Linked DNA regions of Homo sapiens: region 2 is linked to region 1. The links are chromatin contacts, found by Hi-C or POLR2A ChIA-PET in ENCODE. All regions are on one chromosome and are shown on one strand. Each heading gives the region's core, a stretch centred on a gene start or an enhancer-like site at or near the end of the contact. The rest is flanking DNA. Distances are from core to core; before and after follow the strand shown. Region 1 holds the start of FAM78A (family with sequence similarity 78 member A). Region 2 holds the start of RPL7A (ribosomal protein L7a).

The links. A loop is a pair of places that touch in the nucleus more often than their neighbours do. ChIA-PET counts read pairs that join two places held with the same protein, here RNA polymerase II (POLR2A). Pooled maps may share reads with other maps.
Region 2: a map with no recorded cell type shows a loop between it and region 1 (6-fold over the local background). The contact joins the promoter of RPL7A here to the promoter of FAM78A in region 1. A Hi-C loop is called at or near these places in 1 of 37 single-sample maps with no recorded cell type and 4 of 50 pooled maps. POLR2A ChIA-PET finds 5 or more read pairs at or near these places in 1 of 52 experiments (BJ).

The regions. Positions count from the first base shown.
Region 1 is chr9:131,274,279-131,281,096 of GRCh38, reverse strand. FAM78A (family with sequence similarity 78 member A) reads left to right here and starts at 4,587. Exons shown (of 2, transcript NM_033387.4): 1 at 4,587-5,240. The coding sequence starts at 4,918. RefSeq lists enhancers at 2,778-2,877, 5,058-5,557, 5,718-5,767, 5,798-5,847, 5,260-5,872 and 3 more and a silencer at 3,238-4,417.
Region 2 is chr9:133,344,706-133,351,539 of GRCh38, reverse strand. It overlaps RPL7A (ribosomal protein L7a), which reads right to left and starts at 3,322. Exons shown (of 8, transcript NM_000972.3): 1 at 3,294-3,322; 2 at 2,498-2,618; 3 at 1,840-1,989; 4 at 1,488-1,628; 5 at 1,221-1,300; 6 at 813-943; 7 at 469-538; 8 at 114-278. The coding sequence starts at 3,296. The coding sequence ends at 174. MED22 (mediator complex subunit 22) reads left to right here and starts at 3,409. Exons shown (of 5, transcript NM_133640.5): 1 at 3,409-3,618; 2 at 4,840-5,000; 3 at 6,288-6,368. The coding sequence starts at 4,878. It overlaps SNORD24 (small nucleolar RNA, C/D box 24), which reads right to left and starts at 2,144; the gene lies at 2,070-2,144. SNORD36B (small nucleolar RNA, C/D box 36B) reads right to left here and starts at 1,446; the gene lies at 1,376-1,446. It also overlaps SNORD36A and SNORD36C. RefSeq lists enhancers at 2,901-3,370, 3,232-3,526, 4,831-5,332, 5,333-5,836.

The sequences.
Region 1 (6,818 bases), core at 3,338-5,837:
CATGAGAGAGAAAGAGCCTTGGGACTGTCTCTGGTGGCCACTGAAAACAAGGTCCCTATACTGCAAGGAATGCTGGTGAGAGCGCCCACTATATCCCAGTCATCCAGCCTCTGGGTCTTAGAGCCAGGCCCCCTGGTTCCATCCACCCCTCCCTCTTCACCAGGCCTCAGTGTCCTCATCTGTAGAATGGGATGATGACAGGGTCGGGTCAACCCCTGATCCCTGGGTTTCTCTGGATCAGTTCTGGGATCATTGTGGAAAGCCATGAAGATGCTGTGTGCAAAGCCCCAGCTCACGGTGATGCCTGCAAGGAGACACTGCAGCAGTCTCTTTTCCAAAGACTTCCCAGGTCCCTGCAGCTTGGCAGGGTCAGTGTTGTTTCTACTTCTGACTTGCTGTGTGGCTTTGGGTTTTCATGACTTCTCTGGGCCAATGTGCCAGGAATTGAGGACCTTGTCCTCCCACTGACAACACTTTGAGCTCCCAAGTGGCCATCCCAGTGTTCACCATCCCGGGTGGGGGATGGGGCCGTGTCTCCCCACCCCTCCTCTTTCTCATTTTTCAGAGTCCAGGGAGCCTGAGGCCTGGGGGAGGGGAAAGGGTCCTGAGAGCAATGGGAGTGCCCTGTGCTGTTGGGCAATGACTCAAACAGATGTCCCCTTCCTCTGCTCTGCAGACACCGGCACTTCACACGCGCGTGGATGCGTCATGAGCCTTCCACATATGCTGAGGCTGCCGTGGGTCTGTGCCCAACACCCACGGAGCTCCGGAAAATGACGAGCAGGAGGAAGGGCTGTGTAGGGAAGCGGCAGGGCCGGAGGGGCCGCGAGCTGGGGAAGCCACCAGAACCCTGGTGGGCGCTTCAGAAGCCAGGGCAGGGAGTGCATGCAGGAGCCGAGCCCATTCACACCCTCTGCCTGGCAGAGCTGCCCCCCAGCTCAAAGCCGGCAAACAGGCCCATGGACTGATGCTTCCTGGTCCCTTCTCCTGCAGACTGAGATGACATCCTGTGCAGGGGTGATGTCAAGGGGGAGCAGGTTAAGGGAGAGGGGTCTTCTACTTTGCAAGTCCTCACCATGTGGGCGCCCACACACCTCTGCTGGTAGGACTTCCTAGTGATCAGTCCCATCCTAGTTCTGAGGGGCTGGCCCTGGCTAGCAAGTGGGGTGTGCTTGGTGAAGAAGCTGAATGTGGGCTTTGGAGCTGGTCAGATCGGAGCTGGCATCCAGCCTCTGAGAAGTCTCTATCCCCTGATCCCTGGGTTTTTGGGTTTCTCTATCTGTGGAGCCCACTGCCTAGGGCTAAGGTCAAGGATAGAAGAGACAGTGCCTGCTCAATGTAACGCCTGACACACAGTGGGTGCTTTACAAACCCAGGCGGAGCCCAGGACGGAGGGGGCGGGGCACTGTCACTCCCAGCTGGCCTTGAAGAGAGCCCACCCCCGGGAAATCACCTCCAGCAGCTTCACTGCTCACAAGGCGGTTCAGGGCTCTGGTCCCTGTCCTTTCCACGAGAGGGACGTGCAGCTCTGGCCCTGTTCATTGAGCACTTGAACTTGTCACCTCATTTCCAGGATAGCATTCCTACCCTCACAGAGCACCCTGGCCAGGCTGTCGGGGTGATGAGAGTCGGGAAATGAAACAGACATCTCAAAAGTGAATATCGTCCCTACATATAAACTGGGTAGTGCAGTAATTATCTGATGGCACAAGAGGTGCAGAAGGCCCTGTGACTGTCAGAGGGACAGAAGGTTTTGTGGGGGCCATTAGTTCATGGAAGGGAGAGGCCATTTCACATGGTGAAGAGGCCAGAGAAGACTTCTTCCTGGAAATGGACATTTATGTAGAGCCCTGATGTAATCTGTGTGCTGTCTGGGGTTCTACTGTGTCCAACAGGCCAAGGGGGCCATCTCTGTGGCCCTGCCTTGGCCCGAGTCAGTGGGACTAGGAATAAGCCACCTACTAGCTGAACTGGAAAGGGACCACCTCCTCATTAGCTGGGGATACGGGCCATAGCAGTGCTGGGGTGAGGGTGTGGCTGGGTGAGAGGCGGAGGCCACCCTAGCCAGCCACTTCCTGCTCCATGGCTGAGCCGGTGCTGCTGTGAGATGTCCTGGTTGTTAACCCCTCAAAGGAGAGATCCAAGAGTGGCCAGCCCCTCGGTCCCTCCAGCCCTGCCCTCACACACTCAGCGTGCTCCGGCTCTGGGACTGGCTGGAAGCACCTGCCCTGTGCCGGCTGTGGGCACCTGTGGAAGTCAGAGTCATGGGGATGGGGTGGGGACGAAGAGCGTGGCTTTAATGTAGCTGCCAGATGTACTTATGTCACAAATTGCTTGGGCTTTCCCTACGGCTGGCTGGAAGGTAGGGGTGGGGTTCATAGCTCTCCCATGGCTGTACAGCCTCATGCTCCTTTTGAGCCCCTGCACTGGGACCCCTGCGGGGGGACGGGGGGAAGGACCTTGGGCAAATCCCCTAGCCTCTCAGCTCTGGGTGCCTGCTCTGTGAAGTGCACATCATCAGTCTCCCTCCACAGGGAGGCCGATGGTGGCTGAAATGATGCTCTGTACAGCGCTCATCACACAGCCGGGGTCCAACAGGCAGCCAGCAGACCTGCTCGAGGGGACCCACCTCTCCCCAAACTGCTCTCCCCTCCCCGCGACCTTCCCAGCCTTGGAGCCTACAAAGCCCCCGCGCTGTCTCCACCAAGCCACTGTCTCCCTGCGGTCAGGAACCCCAGGGCAAGGGAGCCCTTCTGCGGGTGCTCCGAACCCCAGAAAGCCTCTGGTCCATAGAGTTCAAAGGGCACTGGGAGCAGCCCACCTGGCCCCGAGACAGCAGCGGAACTACACTACCCAGAATTCCCGGGGCTGGCCAAAAAGGAAATGTCGTTTGTTCAAGGAGAGGCTCAGCTCCCCGAGCAGCTGCAGAGACAGGGAGCGAGGGGGAGCGAGGGATTACCAGGGGGAGGGCGGGCTGTGTGCGGGGAGCGAGGGTGGAGAGCCAGGCGGGCGGGGAGGAGGAGGCGGCGCCCGCCCGCCGCCGCCGCCGCCGCCTGCGGACCTGCATCCCCGCGGGGCCGGCGAGCGGGCGGCGGTCCCTGCGTGCGCCGGCTGCGCTCGGCCGGCGGCGGCGGCGAGCGGACGCGGGGGCCGGGCCGGCGCAGGGGCCGAGTTTCTGCAAAGTTTGACCCGGTTGCCTTTCCGATGCTGCAGCAGAGCGAGGCAGCGCGGGGCGCGCCAGGCGGCAGCGGCGCGGCGGCGGGGCTGAGCGGCGACAGCGCGCTCACAATGATCATAAAATAAAGGAGGCGCGCGGGGTGGGGGCGAGAGAGCCCCGAGCCTCAGCCCTCCGCCCCCGGCCGCCCCCCCGAAGCCCCAAGCCGGGAGGAGGGTGGGGGCCGGGGGCGCCCACGCCGGCCCCAGACTCCAGTAGAGCCAAGGGACAGTGCCCGGGGAAGGGGGTGGGGGCGCCCCAAGAACGTGCCCGCGGCCGGGTCAGGGGCGTCCGGAGAGCGGCTGCCCGGGCCAGCGGAGTGGCCCCCGGGGCAGGTGAGTCGGCGGCGCCGCCCGAGTGGGGGCGTGCGCGCCAAAGTTCCCCGGCAGCGGCGAGCGCGCCCGACGCGTGGGGACCCGGGGCTGCTCGCGGCTGGAGAGGGGCGACAGAGGCGCTTGACGCGGCGGAGCGGGGGCACTATGCCCTCCGAGGGCCGAGGGACCCCAGCCGGGAAAGGGGTGCCCGCCGGATCCGACGGCACTGGTGGGTGGCCCTGCGCCCAGGGAGCCGGAGGGACCGGGGTGGGGAAGGGGCACCTGGCGCTGGCGGCGCGGCGGTGGGGACAGAGCAGGGCAAGTGCTCGCCGCCCCCTGCAGCGGCAGCCGCTCGCCCCCCACCCCGCCCGTCCGGGACGGTATCAGCGGAGATGTCACGGGCGGCTATTATTCGCTGGTGCGCGCGGTCGTGCGGCCGCCACTGACGGGGCGGGCGCGGGGGGCGGGGGCCACCGCCTCCGGGGAGACCGCCCAGAGCTGCGCCGTCAGCTCCGCAGCCCGCGCCCAGCGCACACGCGTCGCCGCCCCCGCGCGCCCCCCGCAGCAAAGTTCGGCTTAACTTTGAGGCTGGCCTTGACGCGCTGTCCCTTCCACCTCCCACCAGGTCCTCGGCGGCCGCGGCGAAGCAGGCGGCGGCGGCCGGAGCGCAGCCCCGGGACCCTGCACGGCGGCCGGCAGCGACAGCGGCGAAGGGACGCGGCGCCCCTGCGTGGGGACGTCCGGCCCGCGCCCGCGAGTGGGCGCCGACGGGGACCCGCGCCGCGCTCCCCCGTCACCGGCGAGCGGCCGGAGCCCTGAGCTCGCCTCCTGGAAGCCGCGGGTCGGCGCTCGCCCCGAGGGCGCCGGGACCTCGGCCGGGTGAACACAAACTGCTCTGCAATTGATTCGACCGCGCCGGGCGGGTGCGGGTGCGGGGCCCGGAGGGAGCGCGTGCGGAAGGCCGGAGGGCAGGAAGTCAGGCTTCTGCCGCGAGGGTGGCGCGGCCGCGCGGGGACAGAGCCTTCCTTATTTATGAGTCTGCCGGCGCTCGCCTGCTTCCTCCGAAGACTTCAGGGAGAGTCTGCGAGCTGCCGTCCCCGCGTGTGAGGCACAGAAGGGCTGGATGTCAGAACCGCATAATTATTCATTAAACTACAAACTTTTTTTAACCCAAAGAATATCGGTGATTTTTGTCCACTGCGAGGAGAAGAAGAGAGAGCCCAGGGCTCATGAAATGCAGCAGAATCCTTATTTATAAACAGGCCGCGGTAGTGATATATGCAACCCCAGTCTACTCAGTGAGTTTTCTATCCTATGGATATCGGTCTTGAGAGTTGAGATTGGAGAGCAGCGCCGTCTGTACTGGGTCCTGCAGCCTCTGTCCTTTCAATGCCTGGTTTTTTCTGTGACTGCTGGCCTTCCCTGGAGATCAGAGCGCTCCTGTATGCCATGGGCTGTATTCAGAGCATCGGAGGCAAAGCCAGAGTCTTCCGGGAAGGGATCACGGTGATTGATGTGAAAGCCTCCATCGACCCCGTCCCCACTAGCATCGATGAGTCCTCCAGCGTGGTGCTCCGCTACCGGACACCCCACTTCCGGGCCTCGGCCCAGGTGGTCATGCCGCCCATCCCCAAGAAGGAGACTTGGGTAGTTGGCTGGATCCAGGCGTGCAGCCACATGGAGTTCTACAACCAGTACGGCGAGCAGGGCATGTGAGTACGGCCGAGAGCCAGCTCTGGGAACTGCTAGGGATGGCCGAGCTTGGAGGCCTGGTGGGGGGCCGCGGATAGGGGGAAGGTGGAGATACCATGAAGACAGGACGGAGGCCAGAGGGAAGCTTTAGGCAGGTATGCAGGTGGCCTCATTGGCCCGGTGGCTCCCTGAAAAGTTTGCCTGTGGATCCAGATTGGAGTCACGGTCCTGCAATCTACCCTGCCACTGTTCCCCCCGGGTTCCTGTGTCCTTCCCTGCAAGATGCCGAGAAAGCAGAGAGACATTACTCCCAGTGTTTCCTGGCAGAGCAAGTGTGCCGTCCGCCTGAGGAGTGTCTGTGCCATCAGGGGTCACCAGAGAGGCTGCAGGGCTGCCCTCCAGGCCTCTGGCCCTGTGCGGGCCCATGGCAGACATTCAGGCACTCTGCAACTCCCAGACCGGTGTGTTCAGGGCTTTGCGATTGGGCCTCAATTATCTTTCTGGCTTTTACCAGTGTATGCCAGGAGCTGGGGGAGTGCTTCCCCGTTCCAAACGGCACTGTGTTTGAGAGCACAGTTAGTTTTAGAAGCCCGATTTCTTCACAGTGTATCGCTTTCTGTCTCCAAGGCAGAAGACCGCTTTATGCAGACAAGTCCAGTGTCCCTCTGGCGAGGCCCTAACAGGAACAGCAAAGAGGAGCCTCTCCTCTGCAGCCCCAAAGCCCGGTCTCCAGAGTGTGCCTAGGGTATTGGGGGTCCCGGTGAGGACCCTGGGACCCTGGGGCTCCTTTCCTGGCCTGCTTCCTGACCCCAGAGAAGGCCGTCCCCAGGGTGAAAAGAGCTGCATTTAGGCAGAGTTGGGAGAGTGACTTAATCTGAAGGTTCACCCTAAGACAGGGATGGTGAAAATAGCTGTTTCTGAGCGTAAGGACCCTTTGGAGAGAGCTAGGCAGGCCCCGGCGGGCAGCCCACCCATGCGGCCCCGTGACTGGCCGCTGACACTCCCAGAACCTCTCTCAGTGTCTACCCTGTGGCCCCGTGACTGGCCGCTGACACTCCCAGAGCCTCTCTCAGTGTCTACCCTGTGCAGCTTCACGTCCCCGTTTTGCAAGTGGGGAAAAGAGGAGAATTTCCCCAGGAGCTGGAACTTATCACAGATTTAAGAATCTCATGGGCCACCTGTAAATGAGAGGGGTGGAGGATGGCGGGACACCAAGTCTGGTGGCTTCTCTACTTAATGACTCCAAAGTTCTAAAGGAAACATGAGGATCACAGTAACCCTTAAGTCCAGCGTGTGACAGTGACTGTCCCAAAGAGGTACATGGGGGGCACATCTAGAGGCTCTCACCGGCCCTCTCCACCAGCCTGATTTCTGTGCCAACCCCTTTGTGTCTCAAGAGCAGCTAGTAATCCAGTTCGGGGGAGGGGGTGCTGCCTTTCTGTTCTAAGCAGGGAAACATGATTCTTAGTTATGCAGTGAGGACCTTTTCTAAGAACGCTTAAGCCCAGAAACCTCCTCGGGCTTTGAAGGCATCGGGACAGTTGTAGAAACAAAAGTTTTCCTCGGGGTTTTGGGCTAAGCCTAGTTTCTTCCCTGGA
Region 2 (6,834 bases), core at 2,073-4,572, 2.1 Mb before region 1:
TTTGACATCACACCACTGCACTCCAGCCTGGGCGACAGAGTGAGGCTGTGTCTCAAAAAGATACTTGCTAACCCCAAGTAAGATTCAACCCGAGATACTCAACAGACACTGGCTGAAGGAAAATTTGTATTATTTCAATTATTTTTATGTACAGAAAACTCAACAGTGTACATTTAACCCAGTTTAGTGGCAAGTTCTTTAGCCTTTGCCTTTTCGAGCTTGGCGATACGAGCCACAGACTTAGGACCCAGGACATTGCCACCCCAGTGACGGCGGATCTGAAAAGACAAAAAGAGGCAGTTAGCTTGGCTTACTGTTTTCTGAGATTTTCAAGGTTATTAGTTGCGTTAATTCTGTTTGGCTGTTCCAAGCTGATCGTCAGATAGAACTTCTCATAGGTTAAGCCAGCCAGTTATTTGGGAGAAAGATTTGTGAATGACAGTATTTTGGTGTAAAGCTGCCTCTTACCTCATCGTATCTGTCATTGTAATTGGTCCTGATAGCTTCCACCAGCTTAGCCAAAGCGCCTTTGTCTTCCCTAAAAGGCAGGAGGGGAAACAAAAGTGGGTTTTTTGCCTTAGTTTCCCTTTTAGAATGCAAAAATACCTTTTAGCTCAAGACAGTCTTTTGCCTCAGATGCAATGCTGACCACATGGTTTATTCAGGTGAAGAAATTCTTAACCATCATTGGCAAAAGTTCAGATAAATATATTTCTTAAACTAAAAGATTGGCCTTTAAGGCAAAAGGAAACAACTGTGAGGCATGGATTAAATGAACTGGGGGGAAGTTTGGGGCCAGGCTGTGTACTTACGAGTTCACCTGTGTGAAGGCGACAGTGGTGCAGGTCTTCCTGTGGACTAGACGTCCCAGTCTTGCCTTTCCCTTGATAATGCAGTAAGGGACCCCCATTTTACGACACAGGGCAGGCAAGAAGACAACCAGCTGGAAGAAAGCATTAGCTGAAGACTGTATTTTGACCAAAAGCAGCAAATTTCAGTTAGCTTGTAACAATTGCTCAGGGTTAAAAAGCTCATGGATTCGCACTTCAAGGTTGAATTCAGTGAGAGATTCACATCATTGCAAGAGCCACGCATGTGTTGGATCTGTGTCAGTACTGCCCTCACCCACTTCGGTCCCATCACTGACTTGGCATTAGGTCTACTCTCTCTTCCTGGTACTGCCAGAAGCCCTTGGGTTAGCAGTCAACAGGCAAACGCACCTCGATGGGATCCACGTCGTGTGCAATCACCACCAGCTGAGCTTTCTTGTTCTCCACCAAGGTGGTGACGGTGTTAACTCCTAGAACACACAACCACTTTGTGAGCACTCACAGGGCCTGCTCTAGTCACAAGAAGCTGCTGGGCTCAGCTGCTGACTCAGTGTTAAAAAGCTCGGTTTTACTCTTCACAGTAATTTCAGGCCAAGAAATTTTACATCACTGCAACAGCCCGCCCCCAGTGTTCACCCTAAGGTGGGGCCTACTCACCTGCTCGAAGGACAGGTGGTCTCTTCGTTGGGACGTCCCCTTTGCCAGCAGCCTTCTTCTCGGCCCGGGCCAACAGTCTCTGCTTCTTCTCTTGCTTTGTCTCTGGTCTGTACTTGTGGGCCAGCTTAAGCAGCTGAGTAGCTGGAAAAACACTCTTCAGTTTAGGCTTGGAGTCAAGGTTCTAATCCTTGTCACTTAACACTTAATAACAAATGCTGGACTGCGGTCCTGCTATATGACTATAATTTAATGACAACTGCAGTTCAAGAAGCCTAAGACCATCCCCCTCATGTTCTGGATGAAATAAGGAATCCTTGCCTGAGAAACTCCTTTCCACGCCACAGAACCTCACCTGTTTGGCGGTCCAGGGCCTGGGTGAACTGGTTAATCGCAGGAGGCACTTTCAGCCGCTTATAGAGGATGGCTCTCTGCCGCTGCAACCTGATATAGCGGGGCCATTTCACAAAGCGGGTGAGGTCTCTTTTGGGCTGGATGTCCTGTCCTGAGAAGTAAAGGGTGACACCGAGTGAGGCTCAAATTCCATGTCAAGTTCATGTCTGGGGCCACTAGGAAGGGTGTTGGTGCATCAGCGATCTTGGTGGTTTAAAATGTCATCACCATCTCTCAGATAGCAAATATTCTTTTACATCATCTGCACACAAACACCTGAGAACAAAGAGCACGATGCTTTTCCTCATCTAACAAGAAGCCAAGGTGCCACGAAGTACAGCAGAATTGCAGTCCTAGTACCTCGCTGCGACACTGCTACTGTACTTGTTTCCAGATGGCTAAGCTGAATTCAAGGCCACTACCATATTGAGCTGAATGCTCGCTCAGCAACTCCCAATGAAAGCAAGAAGCATGTATCATTGCCCCCGTCTCTAAGAGACACAAATTAAGGACTGCGACCACTTTACACCCACTAAAACCTACAAGATACAACACAACCCAATTACCACCTTCCCTTGAGAAAAACATAGACCGTTTTCATTCTGCCGTTTGTTACTTACCAATGCCAAAATTCTTAGGCCTTTTCTCAAACAGGGGATTCACCACTTTCTTAGCCTCCTGCTTCTTCACGACAGCTGGGGCCGGAGCCACCTTCTTTCCCTTGGCCTTCTTTCCTTTCGGCTGGGCAGAAAGAAAACGTCAGTTAAACCGCCGCCTCCACTCGCTTCGTCGGGGGTAGGGCTCAGGCTGGCTCCTCCAAAACAAGGGACGCTGACAGCACCTGCCTGAACTAAGCTGGCGAGCAGCTTTCTGCAACCCCCCAGCACCACCCCTCGACAGGAGCATCTCACATTCAGCCGCACAAGCATGCAGCCCCGGGAACCCCGAGTGGCCAGAGCAAGGCTAAGCCCGAGACCACGCTCTCTTCGCGTCGCCCACCCAGGAGACACCCCGGACTCATGACTCCTCTGAGTCGCGGCCCCACAGGCTCTAGAAGCAACAGGGGCGGGCTCAGAACTCGTCGCTCACAAGGCCTCTGGAGCGGCCCCCAGCAAGCCCGAGAGACGCTAGGGCTCCGAGCCCCGCACTGCGGTGCTCCAGGCCTGCGACACCCAGCCCTGCGACACCGGGAACAACGCATTCCGCTCTCGGCCGCCCGGGGCTCTAGTCCATCTCAATGTCTCCGTGCCACACCAAGTGGGGCTCTAATCCACCTCGGTGTCTCCGTGCCACACCGAGTGGGGCTCTCCTAGCGCCAGGAGGAGCAGGAGGCCCTCCGAGGCCGCGCCTGGAGGAGGATGGCAGCGGATACAGCCGGAACCTGGCTATAGTGCCACGGAACTACAGCTCACTCACCATCTTGGGCGGCGGGAGGAGAGAGAAAGGAAAGGGAATTGTGGGTAATATGTATGCGGCCTCGGAGATCGCGAGAGTTGATACCGGCACGGGATTTCGGATTTAAAGCAACAGCATTCCTATAAAGCTAAAAATCGAGGCGGGGCCGAGAGGCTGCGGCGGCTGACTAGGTTTTCGGACCGCGGCGCGGCGGGGAAGAGAGACTGCGGCGGGAGGGCCAGGCCGTGGGAGAGACGCGGGAAAGTGCGGGTCGCAGAGGCACTTGACCACCCCGCCCTAGGCCGACCCGGCGGACGCGGCGTCTGGTGTGCGGGCGCTGGGGCGGGTATGAGGGTGTGGTGGGGGGTGGGGATGGAGGGGGGGTGGGTGTGTGGGCGGGAGTGGGGGTGGGTGGGTGCGTAGGCGCTGGGGTCGGAGATCCCCTTTCCTGCGTGTGACTTATTTCCCACACCCCGCCAAAAATGGGCACAAACAATGCGAGTGCGTCCAGGAGTCCGCTCGGTCGTGCGCCAGACTCCGAACCTAGGGGGCCCCGGGCCCTCCCTGAGCACCGCGCGCAAAGGCCCGGCCCCAGGGCCAGGCAACTCCAGCGCCGAGGCCGTCCAGTGCGGCTGGAGGGCAGAGGCCGAGAGGCGCGGCGCGGAACTTGAGCCCCTTGTCCCGGCGCACCGGGGAACCATGAGGGATGTTAAGCGAGGGAGTGGAATTACCCCCCTTTTTTTTTTCTTTTGGAGACGTAGTCTCCCCCTGTCGCCCAGGCTGGAGTGCAGTGGCGCGATCTCGGCTCACTGCGACCTGTGCTTCCCGGGTTCAAGCGATTCTCCTGCCTCAGCCTCCCGAGTAGCTGGGATTACAGGCGCCTGCCATCACGCCCGGCTAATTTTTGTATTTTTAGTAGAGTTGGGGTTTCACCATGTTGGTCAGGCTAGTCTCAAACTCCTGACCTCAGGTGATCCCTGCCTCGGCCTCCCAAAGTGCTGGGATTACAGGCGTGAGCCACCGCGCCCGGTTGGAATGACCACTTTTTAGGACCTCTTCCCTGCCGCGCAGAGACTGGAGGGAGCGGGGCCCGCAGTGCAGGGATGAGGTCTGGAGCGGGGCAGCCTGAGTGGGAGTGGAAGGAAAGCGTGGATGTAGGCGGTGCAGAGGGGTCGAATTGGAAGGACTCTTCGGATGGGAGGGCGTGGCGAAGGTGGCGGCGGGCTAAGAAGTTAAGCCAAGGGCTGGGGACGGGGAGCTGGTGTTGAGTTTGCAGGGCTCCCTGGGACACGCTGTGGGCCTGGACGTGAAGTCTGGACTGGAGCCCTGGACAGGGCTTGGAGGGCTGGCCAGGAGTTCCAGGATGAGCTTGCTCTGGCAAAGGCGGGGCCAGTCCTGGCACCCCCTGCGGTGTCTGCTGATGGAATGAGTTCATCTGTGTTTCAGTGATTGACTTTATTTGGCAGAAAGGGAATCCCCAGAAATCTGCGTGTTCTGCTAAGGTTGGGGCATAGAGGGTGGCTGGGGTAGACTCTGCCTGCACTCAGAGGTCTGTGCTGCACTCTAGGTCCCAGGTCTCCCCGCTGCGCTGCTTGAGGCTCGGCCATGGCCCAGCAGAGAGCCCTGCCCCAGAGCAAGGAGACGCTGCTGCAGTCCTACAACAAGCGGCTGAAGGACGACATTAAGTCCATCATGGACAACTTCACCGAGATCATCAAGACCGCCAAGGTGGGGGTGGGGTGGCCCACCAAGGGGAGCAGAGTCTGAGAAGGGGTGGAGACAGGAGAGGCCAGGGGCTGAGCAGCGCGAGTGAATAGTGTTCTAGGCAGGAAGCACCCAGTGCACAGGGAGCTGGTCAGTAGATAAGCAAACCAAATAATGGCACGTCCAGCCCTTACTAACAGTATGGATTTGGATGGAGATTTCACTTTTTAGTGCCTCAGTTTCTCCTGCATGGTGGGGTCCTTGTGATGACTGGTGAGTTTATCTGTGTAAAACAGTTACCTCGGGGCCTGGCACACAGCCAATGAGCAGGAGAAAAGCAGACTGAGGGGAGAAGTGGGGGGGGGCCTCCAGGCAGGTGGAGCGGTCAGCACTGGGGCCTGCAAGCCTGCTGACCACTGCAGCTACAGCTGCATCAGATTGGGCTGGATCCCTCCTGGCTGCTGCAGACCTGGCAGGCTCCATAAGCGATGATGATGAGGATGGAAGCTAGCATGTACTTAGTGCTTGCCATGTATCAAGCCACGTTGTGAGGTTATCTGTGCCTGTTCTGCTGAATCTTCATGAGGACTCTGTGAGGTGGGCACTGTTGTCCTCTTCATTTCAGGAGGAAACCCAGGCCCAGGAGACTTAGTGACTTGCCCAAGGTCACTCAGCTCACAACTGGCTGAGCCAGGATTTGAACCCACGAAGTCTGGGTCTTAACCACTGAGGGTACCTGACACCCACCCCGAACTGAGCCTTTGCAAGGCCTGCCGGGAAGCCCCATCCAGCCTCGCTTGGCCACCTATACACCAGGGGTGGCAGGCCAGGCTTCTGTGAAACTGGCATGGGTTAATGGTGGTCAAGTGCATGACACAGCCTGGCACCTGGGAAGTGATCAGGAAATGGTCGCGAAAAAAAACTTAAATCATCCCTTCACTCATCCAACAGTTTACCAAATGCCAAGCAAGTGACAACGGTTCCTACCAAACAGGGCTCCCACAGCCCAAAAAGACCGGGCCAAGATAAGCCCCCATCCCTGCACCTAGTACAGCAAGCAGCGTGGGTTGCCTCTATTTGTCTTGAGCAAAGGTGCATGTTGTCTCCCATGGCCAGAACAAGAGAGGGTGGAATTGAACCTTGTCAGAGGTCTGGCTGACAGCGCTTAGGTCTGTAGATGGCACCACAGACAGGTTGTGGCCAGTGTGGACATCCTGGGTAGATGACAGTTACCGTAAGCTGGGCTGGGCCGGGCCAGGGGTGGGGATGCCTTGGCTGGGTTGATTTCTAGGTTTTCTTGTTTTCCCCCAGATTGAGGACGAGACGCAGGTGTCACGGGCCACTCAGGGTGAACAGGACAATTACGAGATGCATGTGCGAGCCGCCAACATCGTGAGTGGCCAGGGTGGAGGGCACGGCCTGGGCTCCAAGAGCATCAGTCCCCTCAGGTTTCCTGGGTGGAGTGGAGGGGGCTCTGGGGCTGGTCTGGTCTTCTTCCCCCGAGAAGGAGCAGAAGGAGGCAAATGTAGAGATGCTTTGGTTTCACCACTCGGCAGCTTTAAAGAATGAGGTGGGGGCAAATCATTTCTCAGGAGACTGTCCTCACGTGGGGCACTTGGAGGAGGGCTGGGCAGAGAGCCACCCATGCCCGTCCTGTAGCCGTGCAGTGGCCAGAAAGAGGGTAGCCCTTCCTGCTAACTCAGGAGTTCCTAAGGTCAGTTGTGAGTGAAAAGACAAACAGCCGAATGGAACTGTAGGCGCCATTGGATTCCTTCGGATCACAGGAGAAACACAGCAAGCAGATAATTCCGCAGGTGCACGTCCAGGGCTCAAAATGCATGGAAAAAGGTCCCACAGG